Regions from separate parts of the Homo sapiens genome. Here region 1 is linked to region 2. Evidence: chromatin contacts called from ENCODE Hi-C or POLR2A ChIA-PET data. All regions are on one chromosome and are shown on one strand. The core of a region is the stretch at or near the end of the contact, and the rest is flanking DNA. Distances in the headings are between cores, read along the strand shown.

What was found. A loop is a pair of places that touch in the nucleus more often than their neighbours do. ChIA-PET counts read pairs that join two places held with the same protein, here RNA polymerase II (POLR2A). Pooled maps may share reads with other maps.
Region 1: a loop to region 2 is called in a pooled map, with 1.8 times the contacts of the local background. The contact joins two enhancer-like sites. A Hi-C loop is called at or near these places in 1 of 168 maps with a recorded cell type or tissue (endothelial cell of umbilical vein) and 2 of 50 pooled maps. POLR2A ChIA-PET finds 5 or more read pairs at or near these places in 2 of 52 experiments (BJ and activated CD4-positive, alpha-beta T cell).

The regions. Positions count from the first base shown.
Region 1 is chr7:93,012,927-93,017,405 of GRCh38, forward strand. No RefSeq gene overlaps it. Among named protein-coding and RNA genes, the nearest start is that of SAMD9, 100 kb to the right of the region's middle. Within about 2 kb of position 3,230, at least 6 of the 41 ENCODE cell types and tissues checked have a DNase peak (open chromatin) inside an H3K27ac peak, as active enhancers do.
Region 2 is chr7:92,618,627-92,623,223 of GRCh38, forward strand. CDK6 (cyclin dependent kinase 6) reads right to left here. Exons shown (of 8, transcript NM_001145306.2): 6 at 4,410-4,460. Among named protein-coding and RNA genes, the nearest start is that of FAM133B, 31 kb to the left of the region's middle. Within about 2 kb of position 2,590, at least 5 of the 41 ENCODE cell types and tissues checked have a DNase peak (open chromatin) inside an H3K27ac peak, as active enhancers do.

The sequences.
Region 1 (4,479 bases), core at 1,980-4,479, 390 kb after region 2:
AAACTTCTGACTATCTCTTTGTATGCTCAGAGGATCTGATCTGGCACTCAATAGCACAAATCTACATGCCCTTCTAATCAAGATAATCCTGAGATTATGACATCTGTTGGGGCTCAAACTCAAGATTAAGTGTCCACCCTGCAGGTTGGAAAGACACGATGAAGAGTTAACCTTATGATATGGAAATGCTAATGTGACATGAATCTTTGTAAAACTGTAACAAGCCTTCTCACTGTAGAGCTATAGCTTTTCTAAGCATTGCACAACTGACCCAAACTGTATTCATGCAGCGTTCATTTTATAGGAAAAAGTATTATCACCAGTGGTGAATGTATTGGGAAACTAATGAAGCTTAAACCTCAGGGTGCTTCACTTGCACAGGCCCCTTCTAAATAAATCTTCACATCTATACATAAGTTTTTTTAAGACATAAGGGTCTTGCTATCTATGTCACCCAGGCTGAACTTGGAGTCCTAGGCTCAAGTGGTCTTCCTACTTTAGCCCCTGGAGTAGCTGGAACTATAGGCATATGGCACATAGTTTTGTATTTGTATTTTTTAAAATGTTTTCTTAAAAAGGGCCTTAATGTTATGTAAGTATCCAGCCCACAAGACCTGGCTCTGTCCAGCTGTATCCAGTGGGGTTTCTATGTGTGATCAAAATAGCTGGTTTGTGAGCAGCAGTCTTTTCTAAGAGGCACACATCTAAACATTATCCTTTTGTTTCCAATGGTTATCCAGCTTGGTTTTGTTTCTGACTCTACTGTGTTGACTTACAGTTTGCATGACACATCTGTCCAAAAACTATTTCCCTACATCAGAATTTCCCTATGCCAGGCTTGTCTATCCCCCTCTTGAATTTCAGTTTAAGTTTTCAATCCTTCCTTCAATCACATAGCAGTCAGTCATTGCTCGGGTATTCTGCACACATCTGGTCTGGTGCAGATAGGACATGGTTAGCCTTGCTTAGGGTTTTGTGGATGGGCTGTTAAACATGGGAGACTGGTGTGTATCTGCAAATCTCAAATGCGTCTCATCCCTGGAGTTGTGTGTGCCTGTTTCAAATATTTACACATATTTTTCTTTCCAGTCATCTGTCCCCCCAAATATTATCAACAAATACATTGTTGGAAGCACATTGTCTGTTTGAGTGTCATAGAATCTCTAACACTAGGAGATTTCTGGGGCTATGATGGGAAGAGGCAAAAGTTGGAAAAGTTAGTGCCCATTGTTTTGTTTTACAGAAAGTCATATTAAAAAAAATAAAAGTAAACATGTCGTTTCCTAGATTTGCAGACCCAGTTTTCTTTAGTGATGTAAAAATGCCTAGAGAGGCCCTGATAGCTGTGCAAATGTTTGCAAATTGTATCACTTTGACTGATTGAGGGAATTTTAACATCATCAGGTTGGGTGGGCACTAGTAAGATCTGTTTGCAATTGTAGTTCCCTGATGCTGGCCACAACTTAAAAACATACTTTCCTGTATACTTGTTGGCCAGTTTCTGAATGGAGGCAAGGCCTTTCTTCTGCAATCTGCACTCCCATAGCTGACTTTTTAATGAACAGTGGAGTAGAACATACTGTGGGAAAACCACCCTCCCATGCTGATTTCCAGAGCCATTAGAAATGAACAAGATCCAGTATATGACAGAGGCCTTCTTCCTGCTTAGCAGGCTTGACAACAACTTCCTTCTTGGCAAGACAATCAGTAAGCCCAATCACTTTGAAACACACTCGTCTGGTTACAAACAGAACCAGGAAGTTTTCTGGAAGTGCTGAATATGTCCCCCAATTAGAGGATCTGACTCTGATGTCCCTTCTTAGACATAATGCTTCTTTATTTCCATGGATGGCCTGTGTGAGGGAGGACTCTGGGACTTTTTTCTAAAGAAGTTTAACATTTTAAATTGATAAGGCTGGAAAATATCCACATACATGTTGAATGGCTCCTTTTCAGACTCCTATAAAAATGATATGTCTATTATGACTCAAAGATGGTGCAGAAAATAATTATTAAAATAAGCAATTTTATACTAGATTGCTTTCTCTCCACGCCCATTGATTTAAAACTCTGTCTGAGTCTGCATGGAATATCCAATGCTTTTCTCTAAGAGAGATTAAGAATTAAGTCCCCTGCCTTTCCCATCTGTTTCTTCTTCTTAAAAATGTTCTCAGGCTTTCTTCCTGCCACTTTTCCTGGGATCATGACAAAGGTACACAGATGAAGGCTGATCTCAAAATAAGCATGTCAGTGCAAAGAAGTAAAGAAAGAAAAAAGAATGGTGGCCTAAAAGAATGCAGAGGTTTACAGAAATGATGTACCTCCTGTAAAAATCTTAACTGCTCAGAGAGTCTTGGTTTTATGGAATGCCTCCTTGGAATGATTTTTTTTTTCCCAGTGGCTGCAATACATAAAGGCCACTGAAATTTGCTGTTACCCTCCCCCTGCTTTTTATATCCCCTCAAGTTCGGGTCAGTTTTCACCCATCTAAGCCCGGGTGGCAACTCTGGTTTAAATACCATTTCATGCCTGATAAAATTTCATTAGGCATTTTAACTTTTGATTTCTTTTATTGACTTATTGTGCAGATGGAGAGAAATGTTTAGAAAGGGAAAACAATTTAAATGGGGGATTTACTGAAGTCATGTTTCAGTAAGGAAGGAAATACCATTGACTTTATTACAGCTGCCTAATGTTTTCCACAAACTGTAGAAATAATGCGTTGTATCTTGGTGACCTACAATAGCAGCTGACTGCTTGCACATGATGGAAATGCAATCTGGTTTTGCTAAAAATTAACTATTTAATGTCCTGGTGTCCTGTGTCTCACTGTATCTTGTGTCTGATTTCTTTTATATGTTCTTTTCTACTTGGGGACAGTCATTTGCTATAGGCCTGAATGCTGTGCAGCTTCCTGAGAAGGGGCTAGGGATAGATGGGGAGAGGCTGCACCAGATACCTGTATGTCTGTGTTTGCTGAGCCTGCATGGTCCTAAATGCTGATGTGAAGATTTCTTCTTCCTCCTTCCTGTGCCCCCTTTACCTACCCCCCCATCCTCCATCAACCAACCCCAAAAGGGCTTTCTCTCCCTTCGTTTTTCCTTTCTTCTCTCCCTCCCTCCCCCTTCCCTTTGCTGGGCCTTATCTGATATGTTTAATGATGTGATAAAACAAAAAGGGAAGTTTTTGATTGCACGAACACACCCTTTGGAGAGATTCCAGCTGAAGAGTCTGTTAAGGAAAGCGAGAGCTGTGTGGGGAGGCCTGGGTGCTGGGTGTGAGGAAAATGCTAGCTTAGGAGGGAAAAATAATAACATGCTAGGATGGCAGTGGTGGTTGCAAGAGGTCTGGAGGGTGGGGGGAGTTCAAAAAGGAGCTTGCTTAATGAGGCCTCTCTGAAGATTTACTGCTGTGGCTGCTGCTGAGAAGAGGATCCGGAGAAAAGATGTTCTGCCCTGACTAGCTTCACAGGAAGTCAGACAGGGCTTGTGTTCTCTGGCAGGCAGAAGAGAGAGCCTGTTAGGCCCGCAGCATCTAGGGACTTTCAGCCTGATTGTTTTTTAAAGAGCCCTCTTCCATGCATTGTTGATGACTTTTATACATATAGTTCTCAAGGCAGAAAACCAAATAGGGAAACTGTTCTGGATGGAAGCCATTCCCCAGTTTGTCATGAGGATGTTCACATCGATTCCCAGGGGTACCATTTCCTCCCCTGACTGTACCTCTCATATAGCCTCAGGGTGCATCCTTCAGACATCAGCTTCTTGTCTGGGGGGACACAATGGACCATCCGCGGAAGTCAGAATGCTGTCCTTCACCCAGTGGATTGGGGCCTGGCCTTTTCCCATTTTCTCCTGCGAAACCCAAAGCCTCCCTCTCTTCTAGACACTGCAAGTCAAACTCTCTGGTGCAAATATCACAGCAACAGGCTGCCTGCACTCAAATGGGAATGCTGTCTTCATGCTAAAGGAGTTATAAGGATTAACTGCTAGGAGAAAATACTACCTTTCAGGTGCAAAAGCTTCACCTCTCTATCGTTAGAGTAGATACCATCACTGTCATTTTACTTATGGGAAAACGGTGGCTTAGTGAACAGGATGATTTGCTCGAGGATACAGAGGTATTTGGCTTTAGAACAGTCCTGCCCCAACTGACTACTGGAGCACACATGCACCGTGCTCTCAAGGACAGGCTGATGTCATCTTGAGAACTCATTCTGGGTAATAAATCAGAATCCTTCAAGGGGAAGAAAAACAAATGGGGTTCTGGGTGTTTTTCTCACAAAAGACAGGAAAGCAGCCCTCTGGTACACCATGTAAATCATACTAAGTGAGACAGAATATGGAAAGACATACGGAGTTCAGGATTCCCACCCATGCTATGAGCTGAGGCTGAGCTGAGCTTCAATAAAATGAACTCAGCTTACCAGGAAGGCTCAAGGTAAATCCAAGGAAGGACTGAGTGTAGCCACAGTGAGGG
Region 2 (4,597 bases), core at 1,340-3,839:
TTGACATGATTTTATGATGCTCATCCAACATGGTTTATTAACATATCAATTTGGTTGCATTTTTGGTTAAAGAGCAATTCCCTACATATTAAATATATACATTAGAATCAGAAGGAAAAATGAGGCTAAAACGTGCTAGTCCTGCATTATACAAACATGATTTTATAAAAGGAAGTCTGTGGTATTCCAAAGTGAGCAAACAGTAAATTAAAAGACTATTATTTATATTTCCCCTGAAAACCATTCTGGGATCAGAAATGTGGAAAGAACAGCAAGTGATAAGCACAGGCTTCGGAAATAGGCAGATTTGGGTTCAAATCCTGCACCTGCCACTTACTGGCAGGTAAGGACAAATTACTTAACATCTATGACCCTTAGTGTCTTTATGTATACAATGATAATAACTTACAGTTGTAATGAGGATCAGTTATACTTTATTTGAATTTATAGTAATATATAAATTTATAATTTAAAGTACAAAGCACAGCACCTGATATACATCACACACAGTCAATTATCAATCAATACACTGCCTACTATTATTATAATTAGAAAATGTTATTAATACAAGATGCATAGGAAATACATCACTACCACACTTAAAATATGAACTGCTTGTATCTATGTATAACTTAAGATTCTTTAAAAAATTAATGGGTCAATGGACTTACATAACTTATACATTGTATAGATATTATTTATAGTTTACATATAGGTCGTAAGTAGGTTTGAACAGAGAAAATCAGAGGATGCAGGGACTTCTTTCTCACACAGACTGTATAACTCTGAACCAAAAATAAAATCATAGTTTAGTGGACGGGGTACATAGCTATTCAAATACTGGAACAAATAATTTTAACTACAGTTAGAAATTGTGCTGGCCCACATTAGGGTCTTCTGCTTGGCCTCTACTTGTTGGGACTAAGGCCCAGGAAGAGGTGTTCTTATGAATGTACTTCCAGATTTCAGGAAGATGTGGTACAGGTCTCAAGATCTGTAGCACTTCATTTCCCCTTCCCTCACCTACACGGAGCCCAGGCCATAGACTTCAGCTGGGAAGATAACCCTGTCATCATGGCTTCTCTGCCTGGGTGTCTGGGGAAGACACTGTAATTCGGCCTCTATCAGGCATACTGAGAGAGCTACATTATTGAGGCAAAGACAGATTCATGGACATATTTACTAGAAGCAATAAATAGAAATGACAATGAGCAATATATAGATTTGTTCAATAGTACAGCCTACAATAGAAGTAAAAAGAAAAAAACCAAAAATACCACTATTAATTATGAAAAGAAATGCACGTGTAAGTGTCTGGATACAATGGGACAGGGCAGAGGAGGGAATGAAAAATGCTTGTTAGAGAGCTTTAAAAATTTCCTTTCATTCCTTTTTAGTTGTCAGGTCTATGTGTATCAATATTTTTGTGTATATTCACCAGTCAGCTAGAAATTGATTATATTAATAACTCCTAGAAATATTTAAAATCTTTTTTATTTGTGGCTTTGAATGTATCTACATCTAATTACATCTTGCAAGTATATGATCAACTGAATGCCAAAAGCCTTCAGAGGAACAGCACATCTCTGTTTGTATGTGTGTACATATACAAATAACTTTATATAATTTTATATAAAATTTTAAACAAACACATAACTATATATATAAAACTTTAAGTCTATCACCTCCTCTGATTCCTGTAATAATTTCCTAAGACATGTAAGTCAGGTGTTATTAGTCTCATTTTATAGATGGGGAAATTGAGAATGAGGAATAAAATGAACTGCCAAAGTCACAGATAGCAAGCTCAGTCACAGAGTCCAGAGTGAGTTCCGTTCTCTCTATTCCAATATTTTATTTCCATTTAGCTATGACATCATTCTTAAAAATGCTCTAAGATGTCACAGGCTAAAACTATTGTTTCACTTTTAATACTTGCTATTACTTGAAGGCTTAAATCTTCCTAAACACAGAAATGTTTTTCCCTTTAAGAGTATGTGAACATGGACCAGGTGGGGTGGCTGTAATCCCAGCAGTTTGGAAGGCCGAGGCAAGTGGACCACTTGACCCCAGGAGTTCAAGACCAGCCTGGGCAACATGGTGAAACTCCATCTCTATAAAAAATATAAAAATTAGCTGGTTGTGGTGCCCTGTGCCTGTAGTCCCAGCTACTTGGGAGGCTTAGATAGGAGGATTACTTGAGCTCGGAAGGCCAAGGCTTCAGTGAGCCAAGATCGCACCACTGTACTCCAGCCTGGACAACAGGGCAAGACCTTGTCTCCAAAGAAAAAAATAAAAAAGAGTATGTGAATATGGCTTTCCTTAAAAAAAATTTGGTTTCATGTCCAGAATGAACTTTTATGGCCCAAATATGTGTTGTGAAATTCTGATAGGTCCATTAAAAATGCTTGCACTTAATTCCACTATTTGGACTGCTGAATATAAGCCTTAAAAGTTGACATTTATATTGGCAAGCCCAACAGGGCACAAAATCTATAAATGGCAGTGATGGAGGAGACAGAAATATTTTTTCAAGTACTTCAGCAGTGACGCTAGGGTGCAGCATTGTCCCTTTTCTCTGGCAAGGTAATGCATTCAGAGGAAACAGAACATAATTTTGATGACACAATGCCAGAAACCACAAAGTAAAATCTAAAGGCACAAACCATAGAACTCTACAGCTTCTTTGCTGTTGGCAACCTACGATTGTCAGGACTTTGCCAAAAGCAGAACTGGCTTTTCTTTGGAAGCAGGTCAAACATGCCGGTCAAATGTTCCTTCTGGTCCATTTCACTGGCCTCATGTACTAAGGGGGCACTAACAATGTTAACAAGATTGCAGACATCAGTGCTGGAGGTAGACACAACTGTCAGGTAGTATAAATAAGGGAAAGAAGGTGATGGCTTTCAAGTCCTGGCAAGCTGACTTTAGTCAAGATTCTCTTTCCTTTTAACAGAAGGTCATCAGTATGTCTGCTTTCCCTAGTTTCCTCTTTATGATCACATGCACACAAAATATATTCAACAGTCATGGGGAAAAATAGATGGGAGTTCATCGAGTGATTAAATAACTTGCCATTCAGAAGCAGGGGTAACATGAAGGCTTTGTGTTGAATTTATCCACTGTACAGAGTGGTCAGTAGTAGGAGCAGTAGCATCACCTGCCCTGGACCCAGGAAGCCCCCAGGCATAAAAAACTAGCAAATGTTATTCAGGCCTTAAAGCTACTATGTTCTGACTCAGCAGTAGCACTGGCATTAACAGAAGTCTAGCTGCTTCTAGTCACTAAAAGAACAAAATCAGGTTCCAGTTTTATTAACTGTTTTAAGCAGTCACGCTTGAGTAGACAGTGCTGATATGAAAATCTGTTCTTTAGGGGTGGTTTTTTTTTTTTTTTCAGTCTTACAGACTTCGAATTTCATAAAAATCACTGGGATTCCTATAAAATGTCACAGACCAAAGATCAGGGCTATTTTTGGTCTAGAACTCCCACTTTTTTCCTACTCCACTCCAATTTGGATGGGCCTTTCAAACACAAAAAACCAAAAAAGGATGCCACACTGCATGCTTTGTCAGAAGAAGTGCCCCAGTTACATTCTAGAAACATGAATGCATACATGCATGAACATGCAGACATGAATGAAACTATGTAAATCATCAAGGAGCGATGTAACTGAAACCAAAGAATTTGAGCACAAGAAAGGATCTTATAGAGAATTTAAGTCAGAGTTTCATTTCTCAGATGAAGTTAAGGAAATAAAAGGTTAAATAATTAATGATGAACTCTAATAGTAACAGTAATAGATAACTTTTTAAAGTGCTTACTATGTGCCAGGCACTGTGTAAGCCCTTCACGAGGTGTTTTAAATGACTTTCTCAAAGTTGCAGAGTTATTTTGCCAAAGACTTAGGGTTCTCATTTTCTATTTTGGTGCTCCAAAGAAAAATGAGATGTGTAGCATACCATCCTTCGCCCAGGAAAACAAAACAAAACAACGCAGAACCAACCTGGGTGACCAAGGATACTCAGTGGGGACAGGAAGCTCACTGGACAAGGATGGGTACTTGGTCACCAGGCATCCCATCTCTGATGGTGGGTGCTTTTGAAATGACCACAAGCAGAAAATGTATTTGAACTAAAAGAACTGGAGCTCAGCCACACGAAGAAAGAGGAGCAGCAAAAAGATCCACACAAGCAACATACAAGCTTCCAGAGCAGAGCAGTTAGGGCTCTGCATAAAACGGCACTTCTACCATGTCTCCACTCACCACACAAATAGTAACACTGTCTGCAGCAGCTGCTTGAAGTAAGAAAGACAAGAGATAAACACATGATATGCATGTCAGAGGAAAGTCACTGTAAATGTTTTAATGCTATGGACACTGGTGTAAAATTATAATTATTACTTACTCCAAGATTTTTCCTAGTTGATCAACATCTGAACTTCCACGAAAAAGAGGCCTAAAAGAATAAAGATACATTTTAAATAAGAAATGTTCTCAGATTACATTTCAATCATATTTGCCATTATCATTGTTTCACAGGAAGCAAAATATTCTTTATGGGTTGGGAAGAAGTAAAAAAAATTGAGACATTTT